Regions from separate parts of the Mus musculus genome. Here region 1 is linked to region 2. Evidence: chromatin loops called from intact Hi-C (ENCODE). Cell type or tissue: left cerebral cortex. All regions are shown on one strand. Each heading gives the region's core, and the rest is flanking DNA. Links, peaks and the distances in the headings are about the cores only.

Region 1 (5,900 bases), core at 518-5,517, 140 kb before region 2:
GGGGACAGTTTCTTTTAACTGAATGGGCACCAGGATCCCCACCTCTGCTACCTTTTTAAGGTTTAACTTTTAAACTGACCACTGTCCCTCCAGAAAACCCATTGGCTGTCATCCATGTCTCTCTCCATGGGACATGTAGTCCATCCTCATGACTGTGACTTCACATTTTCCCAGTCATCTGTATGCTGTCCTCCAAATACAGTGTCATACCGTCAACAAGCTGCAGAGCTCCCTGTCGTGGGCAGCAACAATAAGGCTACACTATTTTGAGCCTGCATCTACAGGGATTTTGAGGACTTACAATCTTACTGGAAACACAGAACTTACCTAAAAGTACCTATTCAGAAAACCCTCTCCTCAGAAAACCATCAAGGAGCATGCCCTCCACCCCCGACCAAGGACACAGCCATACCTGTGCTCAGCAGGTGCTCCAGGGCATCTGCATACTGAAGAAGGCGGCTGGCATACAGCCAGGACTGCAGGCGGTAGCTGTTGCCATCGTTGCTCTTGGGATCATCATAAAATTTCTCTAAACTACAGCTGCCACTAAACTCTATGTCGAGGGGCCTTCCATCGCCTGTGGTGGTGCTTGAGTACTGTATCCCTGCTTCTGGGTAGTGCTTCATGCCTATAGGGAGAAGACCTGGATGACCACTCACTCCTACTGCAAGTGTGTGCTTGGACAGAAACCCAAAGAAAACTTGAATGTTATTGTCAGGGCTGGTCATCAGAACCCAAGGGAAAGTCCCCTTTGAGCCCACACTTCATCACATACTCAAGAAGCACATTCTATGCTGTGGACAACAGCTAAAGAACATGCTTCTCCATTCTCTACAACCAAGTAGATCAGCACACCCCTTCCAACCCTCACCCCACTGCTGCAGTCCAATATTCCCAAAGGCAAGCAGGCAGATGGCTGCATGAGGAACTGAAGAGGCCAGCCTATGTCCCATCACCCCACGTGAGAGCCAATGTAGTGACAGCTCCTCTGGCAGGGCAGCTCAGAAAAGGACTCTGCCGCACTCCCAGGTAAAGTCCTATTCCAACTGGTAACTGCCAGGGATGTTTTTAATGTTCCCTTTGAAAGATTAACACCTCTCTCTGATTTGATCTGAGACAGGGTCTCCCCATGAAGCTATGGTTGGCCGAGTACTCACTACATAGCTCAAGCTTGCCTCAATCTCATGGCAATCCTCTTGCTGTAGCCTCGTAAACACTAAGATTATAAGCATATACTCAACAAGCAATTAAAAATATAAAAGACCTACCTTAGGCCTAAATCTACCTAGTCAATAGCCAAGCAAATTCTAGCTGGGATAAGCAGCCACATGCCTGACAGGCCAGGGCCACTCTGCCCGGTGCATACCTAGTTGCTGTGCGATCTCCTTTGCGAGCTTGTTTTTCCCAGAGCATATGTTCCCATCTACTGTTATCACTCGGCTGTACTCATGCAGCTTTTTGGTTGTCTTATCACCAAGAATGGCGGCCAAAAGCCCATACCTCAGCTTGCAGTGCACACTGGTATGAATTCGTCCCTGAAAAACACAACAGCACATCACCACTGTGGTTACTGCAGGCATTAGCAGCTATTATATAAAACACTAAGAGGCACCTCTTGTTTAATGACCTGACTCCCTTCTTCCTCGGTGTGAGCTCTCTGAGAACTGGCTGTTCACCTCCTTAGGTCTCAGAACAGACTAAGAAACAAGGATGCTTGTTATGTTAATGAAAACTGGATGGATGGATAGACAGATGAACAGATGGACAGAAGGATGGATATGCACAAATAGCAGCAGGGAGGGGGACCTGACAGAATAAAGTATCTCTCTGATCTAGGCTTTTACCTTCTGCCTGTTACTAATTCCCTTACCTCCAAGAGACTTTAAGCACGAGAAAGCTAGAAAACTTAAGCTTAAGTAGAGTTTCCATGCTCTAGCGCCGAGAATGATGCCTGCAACAGTGGGAACTGGCCACTATCCACAAACAGAGCTATATAAGCATGATTTTTGCCTTTCTTTAATTCTGTAATCACCCACAGAAGCTGAATGCCCAGGCTCTGTGGAGAAGCATCATCTCCCTCTCCTGCTGCACGGATGCAAGGTCCTCCTCACACCCCTCATCCACAGGCAAGGGACGTCCTCATCAGCAGTCTCCCAGTCTACTCCTCAAACTGAAGCTAAAATAATCCACTCTCCCCAAATAAAATCACCAAGCTGGGGACAGTGGAGGATATATAATTGAAAGGTGAATAATTGAAAGGGCAGCAAATTTTAAAATAAGCAAACAGATCTTACAAAGATCACACAGGCAGCATGTAGGTGCCTAAGATGCCCCCTTGGGAACCAGGAGATGTGCTGTGTGTGTGTGTATGCTCACTGGATGCTCATAAATGCAAATGACTTCCAGCACCCACGTCAGCACCCATACAGCAGGATGCTCTGTACTGCTAAGGAGTGCAAATGGGATGGTCGGTAGAAGACAGATGGTTATAAAACTACAGCCTCACTAACAAACCAGCAAACACATCACCCAATGATAGGAAACATTCCCACAAGAAATTTGCATGCATACTTTTTTTTTTTTTTTTTTGGTTTTTCGAGACAGGGTTTCTCTGTGTAGTCCTGGCTGTCCTCGAACTTACTCTGTAGACCAGGCTGGCCTCGAACTCAGAAATCCACCTGCCTCTGCCTCCCAAGTGCTGGGATTAAAGGTGTGTGCCACCATGCCCGGCTTTGCATGAATACTTAAATCAGCTTTTTCACAATTGCCTTATGGGGAAACTACCAAGATGATCTTCAATAGGTAAATGGATAAATGGCAGTATAACCAAACTATGGAATTAAAGGGAATGACTAAAAAGGCCATAAAGACACAGTGAGTCTTCCCCCACCCCTGCTGTTTTTGGGGGCTGGATTTGAGACAAGAGTCTTGCTATGTAGCCCTGGCTGGTCTGGAACTCCCTGTATACCAGGCTGTCCGAGAATTCATAGATCTGCCTGTCTCATGTTGGGATTAAAGGTGTGCACCACAACATCTGGCTTAAGAAATATTGTCTAGATTGTGTACGTGTGTGTGTGTGTGTGTGTGTGTGTGTGTTAAAAGAGAAACAAGTACTCTTAACAGCTGTGCAGCCCCACAAATAAATTCTAAGTGTAACTGTCAAAGTCTATGTAAAAAAAGAAAGCACTGTGTCAGGTAATATGTGTGACTGATTACACGAGTCTAGCATAGGCAAAATGACAAAAATCATCAAAAGCACAGTGGCTGTCAGGAGTTGACAGGGTGGGAAATAAATGAATATTAAGGACAATAGATTTTTTTTTTTTTAGGGCTGTGAACTACTCTGTGTGTATTGTAAAGTCCAAAATATAATATTGCTCATTGTGCAAAACAATAAAACTTCACAGCATAAAGAATGAACTCAATGCATGAAAAGCTTAGGGTGGAACGGGGTGTGACTGAACTTCCGACATGTGAATATATGAAACGACTTCACTGAAGAGGGTGATGTGAAGATACAGGGGAAGGAGTGTGGTCTCTGAGGGTCAAGGTCAAGAGTGGATTGTGAATATGCTCTGTGCTCTTGCTGCTGTGCTCCACTGCGATCCTAATAGGCTTAAGCTGACAGTGCTAATTCATAGTGGGGCTTAGGCTGACAGTGCCGATCCAGGCTCACATTCACACACACCTCGTCTCTCTCTGGTTCACATCTATACCTCTTTCACACACAGATCACTCCTGTTCAAAATAAAAATCCTTAGCATGACTGTCAACCCCTTTCCGATTTACCACCTATGTAGTTCTAGCTACTATAAAGCAAAGAAGTTATGATGCCGTCATAAGACGTGTCCTGTTTCCAGCCACGGTCCCCTAAGCACCTACTGTCACCCATTATTCTGCATGCACCCTAAAAGGTCCTAATCCTCCCCAATCTACCCCAAATCTCTGTTGCTGCTCCACATCACGTCACCCCAGAGTCTACAAGGCGTTCCACAAAGCAGTTTCTGAACCGATGAGCATGCGGGCCCAGGCTCCGGAGCTCCGGCATCTCGGCTCTCCGTATGCAGCCGGGAAAGTGAGTCCCGCTGCACCGGTGCTGTGAGCGGAGGCCTCAGGAGCTCGCGGCTCACGGGTCTGACAGACGCCGCCGGAGCGTCAGGGCTCGGAGCCGACAGGCCGAGATCCAAGCAAGGAGAGCCACCCGCCGCTCACCACGCGCTGGGCTCCGGCCGCGAGGCCGCGCGCGGGAGCCGACGCCGGGACGAGTCTCAGCAACCTCAAGGCCATGACTTCGCCGTCTGCGCCGGCTCAAGGACCAGAGGGACATGAACGCGACGGGGTCCTAGCTCGTCCGCGGCGCGCTGCCATGACGTCACCACTGAGTGTTCGCGGCGCCTGTCGAAAAAAGAAAATATTCCGGAACTGGGACGGGGCGGGGCCAGAGGGAAGGGGCGGAGCTTAGGCTTGTCGACGCTCTAGTTGCTTGAGCTTAGATTGTTTGGGCGAGGAGCGCGCCTAGATCCTAGACAAGTTATAGTATGAAAGTGGCAAAGGGCTAGAAGTCCTGCCTGGGCCTTGAGGCTCCCAGCTTTGAGCTCGGGTTCTCGCAGATGCTTGAGTTGTGTGACAAAAGTGTGACCCCCCACTCCCAGGTGTTCTGTGGGGTGAATCCTCTCGCTCCCCAGAATCTGTGCTGTCTCCCTGCTCCACGCCCAAACGTAGACCCACTTTCTGTTTGAGTTCTGTAGGGAGGATCCGCTCCCCGCCCTTCTGGTCGCTGAGGAGAGAGTCCATTCCCCATCTGAGTTCTAGGGGCGTCACATTCTCCCTGCCTAGGTTTCTGAGAGAAGGACCTGTCATCAGCTTGAGCCCTGTGGGGGCAACCAATTCACGACCTAGCAGTTCTGAGCTTTTGTAGTGCTAAGAGCTGAGGTGGCCACAGACCTGGCACCACCATATATCTCCAGTGCAGATCACCCTGCCTCATTTCCACAGCTGCCGACTTTATAGTCACCTCCTGGAAAGCTCTTCAGCTCCAAGAGCCTCTGAGGTGGAAGAGTGCAGTGCGCAGAAGCCAGGAAAGTGCTGATAGGGAGAGGATCCCCAAGACAATGAGGAGTTCTGGGTTGGGTTTGGACCACTTTCCATGTAGTTAACACAAAACCTCCCCCGCATTTCTGGATTTCTAGAAAGTCCTGTATCCTTACAGTACATTGAATACGGGAAGGGGAAACCTCTCCTCATTTCTTTTGAATCCTGATCATTATCTCATTTCCCTACTCCCCTCCAGTGTAATTCAAAAATCACTCAACCCCAAAAGAGAAATTTCCCAAGCACGTATGTTTTACTGAAGAATTTTACTTTATACATAAATATATGATACTAAATATGTACAGTCTCCTCCAGAAAACAGAAGCGATAATGCTTACTATCGCATGTTATGCTGCCATAACTGTCAAAGACAGTACAAAAATGTAAGACCTCCATATATCAGTATCTCAGCAAATTGAATCCAGCAACACATGAAATGAGTGGTGCACCACAAGCAATGGGATGTCATCCTAAAATCAACTGATATAAAAAACAAACTAACCAAAATAATTATGTGTGATCAGATTGCTTGGTTCAGGGAAAGCATTTGACAAAATTCAATATTCATTTAAAATAAAAGAACACATATGCTCCAACAAAGGCTACAGGGTGGCTGCTTCATCTTCATAAAGTATGCCCACAAAATCCTAAAGCTAACATCATATGAATAGAGAAAGAATGGGATAAGAGCACTGACTGCTCTTCCAAAGGTCCTGAGTTCAAATCCCAGCAACCACATGATGGTTTACAACCATCCGTAATGACATCTGACGCCCTCTACTGGTGTGTCTGAAGACACCTACAGTGTA
Region 2 (5,900 bases), core at 328-5,327:
AGCTGTGATGGCCTATGACCGCTTCATGGCCATCTGCAGTCCCCTGAGGTACCCTGTGACCATGTGCCCTATGACCTGTGCCCGTCTTGTCCTGGGTACCTTCTGTGTGGCGTGCCTAAACTCCATTGTGCAAACCAGCCTCACGTTCCAGCTGCCCTTCTGCAGCTCCAACTACATTGACTACTTCTTTTGTGACGTGCCCCCATTGCTTCAGCTGGCCTGTGCCAGCACAGCTATCAATGAGCTTGTCATGTTTGGCATTTGTGGCTTCATCATTGTGTGTGCTGTGTTTGTGGTCATCATCTCTTATGGTTACATCACTGTCACCATCCTCAGAATGCGTTCAGGGTCAGGGCGACACAAGGTCTTCTCCACCTGTGGCTCTCACATGACAGCTGTGTCCTTGTTTTATGGAACTGGCTTTGTTATATATGGCCAGCCAGGAGGTGTGGCATCCATGGAGCAAGGCAAGGTGGTCTCCACAATCTACACCCTGGTCATCCCCATGCTCAACCCCCTCATCTACAGTCTGCGGAACAAGGATGTGAAGGACGCCCTGAGGAGGCTGGGACAGAGGCACAGTCTGGTGAAGGAGAGTGGCTAGTGACATCATTGGGAGCCATGCTAGGGTCACAGAAGGGAAGGATCCTTAGGAAACAGAGTATCTACTTTTGATACTATGTCTACCCATCCTGTTCTCTTTGTTCTCTTGTTTCCGATTTTCTGCCTTCCTGTCTTCTTTTTCTCTATCCATCCCTCCATGTATCCATCAACACATCCATCTGTTCACCATCTTCCCTGGCTTTCTTGAATGTATATCATTAGCCAAGCATTTAAAAAATGTGAATGAGGCACATTCTTCAAGGCTCCAAAGAGCAAAGAAGACTGAATCACTTACACTTTCGTTCTGACAGAAGGCATAGTGCACTGCTGGAGGCATGAGGGGCTTAGATGCCATTGGCTCCCAGCACCTTTCTTCAACCACCAGCCAGGGGTTAGAGATGCTGCTACAATAAGATTCCCAGTGCGTGGAATCTTCAACCTTGGCCTGGCAGCTTGTAACTATAGCAAGGACTTACTCATCCCCACAGATGTCTCCGAGTAAGGAGGAAGCCTTGGTGAACGTTACTTTACAATAGCCTGCTTTCCTCTACCCGTGGGGCTTGTCTGTGTCACTTCCCTGTGTGTCTGATCCCAGCCCCCAGTTCCATCCTGTTCCTGCCCAGGAGACTTACAGAGAGGGAACTGATCTCTAAGCATGGCTGAAGGCTGAAGGCATCTGCCATTGGGAAGTAGAGAGTAGACAGAGGAGGTCAAGGTGTAAAATCATCCCATTTGCCCTTTCTGGGCACCCTGCAGGTCTCTGTCAATTTCCTCTCCTGGCCTCCAGACCCCAACCTCATTCCCAGGTTTCAGGTTTAACTAGTCAAAGTCTTCCTTTATTTAAACAGTTCTGGCACATTCTGTTTTGTAAATGGCATGTATCTCAATTTCAGTGATATTATCTCCCCCACCATCCTCTCCCTCTGTGTGTCTGTCTCTGACTGCTGTCTCTGTGTCTCTGTCTGTCTCTCTCTCTCTGTGTCTCTGTCTCTCTGTCTGTCTGTCTCTCTCTGTCTGTCTCTCTGTCTCTCTCTGCCATTTTACGCAGTTTTAGCAGTTAAGAGGGAACAATCCATGTGATGTTATCCGCAGTGTTAGAACTCAATGCTAGAAAAGAACAGTTGGCAGCGTCTTTTGGCTCACCCTTACTCAAGTGCAGACTCTTCTTCACCTTGTAGATGTTAGTAGTGCAAAAAGTGAAGAGTCAGCTTACAGACTTCCCGGGAGAGGATTCCTCCTTAATCAGAGCCAGTTTGGCATGAAGAGGGATGCAAACTCTATGCTGAACAGTATAGAGGAGAAAGATTCAGAAAATTACCAGCACATCCCATCTGTACACAGGCTGCATTAAGATACTAGGAGCACCCCCGACCAAGAGTATCAGGGCTTGGGTTTGATCTTCTGTTGTCATATTTGAGACTTTTCTTCTGCTGCAATCAGAGCACCTCAAGTTCTCACAAAATAGGGGAGGCCAGTCCTAAGAAGTAACCTCAAATCCAGACACCCCTTCCCCCACAGCTGACTGCAGCTGCGCGCGGTCTTGTACCAGGGTGCCAGGCAGTATACTGAGGTTGGGGGTGTTTTACACAGGTCTCAGGCTTTCCCAGTAAGCATTTTACCCACAGAGTAACCCCTAGTCTCTTTTTTTCTTGTTGTGACATGAAGTACCTGACCAAAACAACTCAGAACTTATTTTGGCTTACAGTTAGGAGGTGCACAGTCCATCAGGGTAGCGAAAGCACAGCAGCAGGAATGTATGCAGGAGGTCACACTGTATCCACACTTGGGACAAAGAGAGCAGACAGAAACCAGCCAGGGTTTAAAAATCTCAAGCTCTCCCCATAGTGACCTCCTTCTAGCAAGGCTTCTCATCCTAAACCTTCAATAGTGTCTTCAGTTGGGGGCCAAGTGCAGCAGCCTGTGTATGTCACATTCAGAACGACTTCAACCCTCTAAAGAACCTTCTGTTTCTACAAGCACAGGGCTCAGCAAATCTCACAAGCCATCACACCTTTGGGCTCTGAAACAGTGACACGAATTATCTAAGCATCAGGTATCTCAGACGATCTTGTCTTTCCTCTTGGGAAATCTGACTGCAGGGTTTTACAGTAGTTTAAGGTTCTATTTTTGAGCTGAGTTTCTCTACTTCCTAATTTATATCAATGCCCAACTGTGTTATAAACAAAGATCTGTTTCTGTTTTTAACCATCTGCCTTTAAAATGACCTCAATTATGTAAATGCAGACTAATGGCAAGTTTCTAGAAATAGCTGTTAGGTTGTGCAGAGCTTTGCCTTGCCCCCGTGTTTGCCTGTGTATCTAAAATGCTAGGGAAGCAAAAAGAATCAGGAGACATTTTTGAGGCGCCCTGGTTCTCACCTGCATGGCCCTAGCCTATCCTACACTGCCACCTACTGGGCACTGATGGTACATTAGTGGTTAATTTTTCTCACCTGTGCTGCAGACCCCACAAGCAAGGACCACCCACCGCTAATTTATTTACTGATAAAGGCCTTATCAGATGCACGTGGCAGCCCGGGCCTTAGCCTCAAATAATGAAACCCTGTTGGGTCTAAGCTCATCTGTTTTCACTTTAGATCCTATTGTTTGAGAGAAGAAATGAAGTGTCCATGGAAAGAGTTTCATAGAGTGTCTCAAATTTCCTGTTAATGTCTTAAATAGAAATAATTTTAGAAGAGTAAATATTTTTTTTTAAAAAGAAAAGACCTTAAATACTTTAAGCCATTATTCGATATTTTGACCAAGAAGAGGAACTTCCTATCTCTGTTTCTCCTTACAATGCCAGGAACAAAGAGAAGTATATCTTCACATGCTGTGATCTCTCCTAGAGAAAGTACATTAACTTTATCCATCAGATGATACCAATAAGAAAAATGGCTCTGAACACAAAGGACATTTCCTTCCTTAGCTAACGTTACAAAGGATAGCAAGGCAACAAATTGGAAAGTCATAGTCCCCCTTCCACAGGATGCTGTTCAGTTAGGGCCTAGAAGTCTTAGCAAAAATGGGGGTCTAAGAAGGGAAAGTGTGAGGTTGCCGTTGTAAAGCTGTGTGGTAGGATCCTCAGAGAGTCTGATCCAGTTCCCTACTCCTGAGGCTGAGCTTTGCCCATAGCAATTAGCACAAGCCTGGGAGGGCAACCACGGGAGTCTTGGCATGCACTGGAGGAAGACAAGAGGCTTCCGTCTAAATAAGGCTTAGATCTAAAGTGTGCTGGTTAATGTGGTCTCTCACCGAGACAATGCCTTGGACAGCTCTCCTACTTTATCCAATGCATGGCAGTGGCTTAGAACATCCATAGCTTCATCTTTCAAGCAATGTGAGTGCTCCCATCTGGCTCAAGAAGAGAAGACAGAAACCTCTGTGGGAGTCTCCACCTCTAACGTGGCTGGCATGCAGTAGATTCTAGGTAGATCTTCAGCCAGAAAGGGTGTGTGTGTGAAGAAATGAAAGCAACACAAGCCAGAAAGAAACTCTGCTATGTGCAAAATTCAGTCCCAGGAGTAGTGAACTGGACCAGGCTCTCTGAGTAGAGAAGCAGCCATCACAAAAAACTCATCATTGATACTTCAGAGGATACCAGGCACCACCAGGATGGGTAAGCAGTCTAATGTGCTTTGTTCAGAGAGAGAGAGAGAGAGAGAGAGAGAGAGAGAGAGAGAGAGAGAGAGAGAGAATCCCCTAAAGGTGTCATTGACATCAGAAGATGTGACCCAATGTGCCAGCTATGCAGCAAATGTCCTTCTCAGAGACCTCTACTCAGTAGTAGCCAGTTCAGGGTGAGCTTGGTGAAGCAGATCTGGGGTCCATTAAGAAAAAAAGAAAAGCAAGCTAGGCATAGTGGCACATGGTTTAATCCCAGCACTGGGGAGGCAGAGACAGGTAGATCTCTGTGAGTTTGAAGCCATCCTGATCTACACAATGAGTTTCAGGAAAGTACCCTGTCTTGATAAACACTCTGCCCTAGTGCTCTCTCTCTCTCTCTCTATATATATATATATATATATATATATATATATATATATACACATATAATTAGAAATTATATATACACATATATATAATTTGTATGTGTTATGTTTTATTATGTTTTTACTCAGTTTTAAGTCATCTGCCAGTGTCCCTGTTTTGTTTGTTTCTGAGAGACATAAAGATATATATATATATATATATATATATATTTCTCTTATGTATCTTATTGAAAATTAATGTGTACTAGTTGCACATCCTTATGTCTGCATAGAATGTATTTTGATCAGAATCCCCCCATTGCCCTTACTTCTCCCTCCCATTTCTATTGATAGCCTTACTTTTCCTGTCCCCATTTCTTTTAGTTCCATTTTTAAGGGTGTAAACAAATGAGCTTAATTAGAGTCACTACAGAAGCATGAGTTATTTACAGGAGCTTGGAAAACTTGCCTAGGACTACCAGTTATGACCATCTCTGGCCTTTTCCCCAGGAGTCATTAGCGGTCCATAACCTATTAGCATAAACATAAATATTTATTAACTTCTTATATTCTATTAGCATAAACATGAATATTTATAAGGCGATTTGACAGGCATGCCTTGTGCAGTGGACAGTGGTTATTGCAGAGATCTCATAGCTGGTCAAAGTACTGAGAATAAACAACTGTTGAAAGCTCACCCCCAAACGGAACATCTCTCTTACGCCATCTAAGGCTCAAGAAACCTTACAGAGAAGGGAAAGACTTAATGTAAGATCAAGAAGATGAGGCATTGTTTTCCGTGCACAGCATAGCCAGTGTGCTCTTGAGTCTCAGCAGCTGTGATTCCTTCACTTGCACAAGGTGGGTGTGACTAGGTTTACAGTATCAGATGTGAAACCTCTCCTGTAGTGTGGGCCTCAAATCCAATCAGAATATGGTTGGTTTCTTGCACCACGATTGCGCTGGTGGGCTCATGTTACGTGGCAAGTCAGTAAGCATGCAGTGTCCACCACTGAGTACAGTCAAGGGTGATAATTCTCAGGCAGCCTGCGCAGCACTTTCTGCTGCTATAGCATCCAAGCAGCCAACCCCTGAGCTTGTAGCTCAGTTCCAGCTTGATTCCTCTCTGCCCTACCAAAGCATGTGACATCTTCATCCACCTTCTTTATACATTTTAAGACATTCTTGACTATAGACAACATATTCTTCACCTGTCCTGATTGACTGAACATTTTATTATGACACATCTCTTTATAGGTGAACATCTTCCTTAATCCCTGCGATAACAGATAATCAAAGTTTTCATGACAACAATTTCAGGCATTTT

Evidence for each region. A loop is a pair of places that touch in the nucleus more often than their neighbours do. Peaks named below come from ENCODE experiments on the same cell type or tissue, not always from the same donor. Only the 100,000 strongest peaks of a DNase experiment are listed, where the experiment ranks them.
Region 1: a loop joins it to region 2, with 4 times the contacts of the local background. A loop is called at or near these places in 6 of 42 quality-filtered maps.

Annotation. Positions count from the first base shown.
Region 1 is chr1:92,469,451-92,475,350 of GRCm38, forward strand. It overlaps Ndufa10 (NADH:ubiquinone oxidoreductase subunit A10), which reads right to left and starts at 4,308. Exons shown (of 10, transcript NM_024197.1): 1 at 4,213-4,308; 2 at 1,367-1,535; 3 at 413-628. The coding sequence starts at 4,287. In left cerebral cortex, for the core only: no CTCF peak of the experiment used is centred there; DNase peaks (open chromatin) are centred at 2,400 and 4,371; H3K4me3 peaks cover 1,803 bases; H3K27ac peaks cover 1,117 bases.
Region 2 is chr1:92,608,204-92,614,103 of GRCm38, forward strand. Olfr1410 (olfactory receptor 1410) reads left to right here. Exons shown (of 1, transcript NM_146491.1): 1 at 1-604. The coding sequence ends at 604. Among named protein-coding and RNA genes, the nearest start is that of Olfr1410, 3.3 kb to the left of the region's middle. In left cerebral cortex, for the core only: a CTCF peak has its summit at 3,012 (motif pointing left); a DNase peak (open chromatin) is centred at 3,007.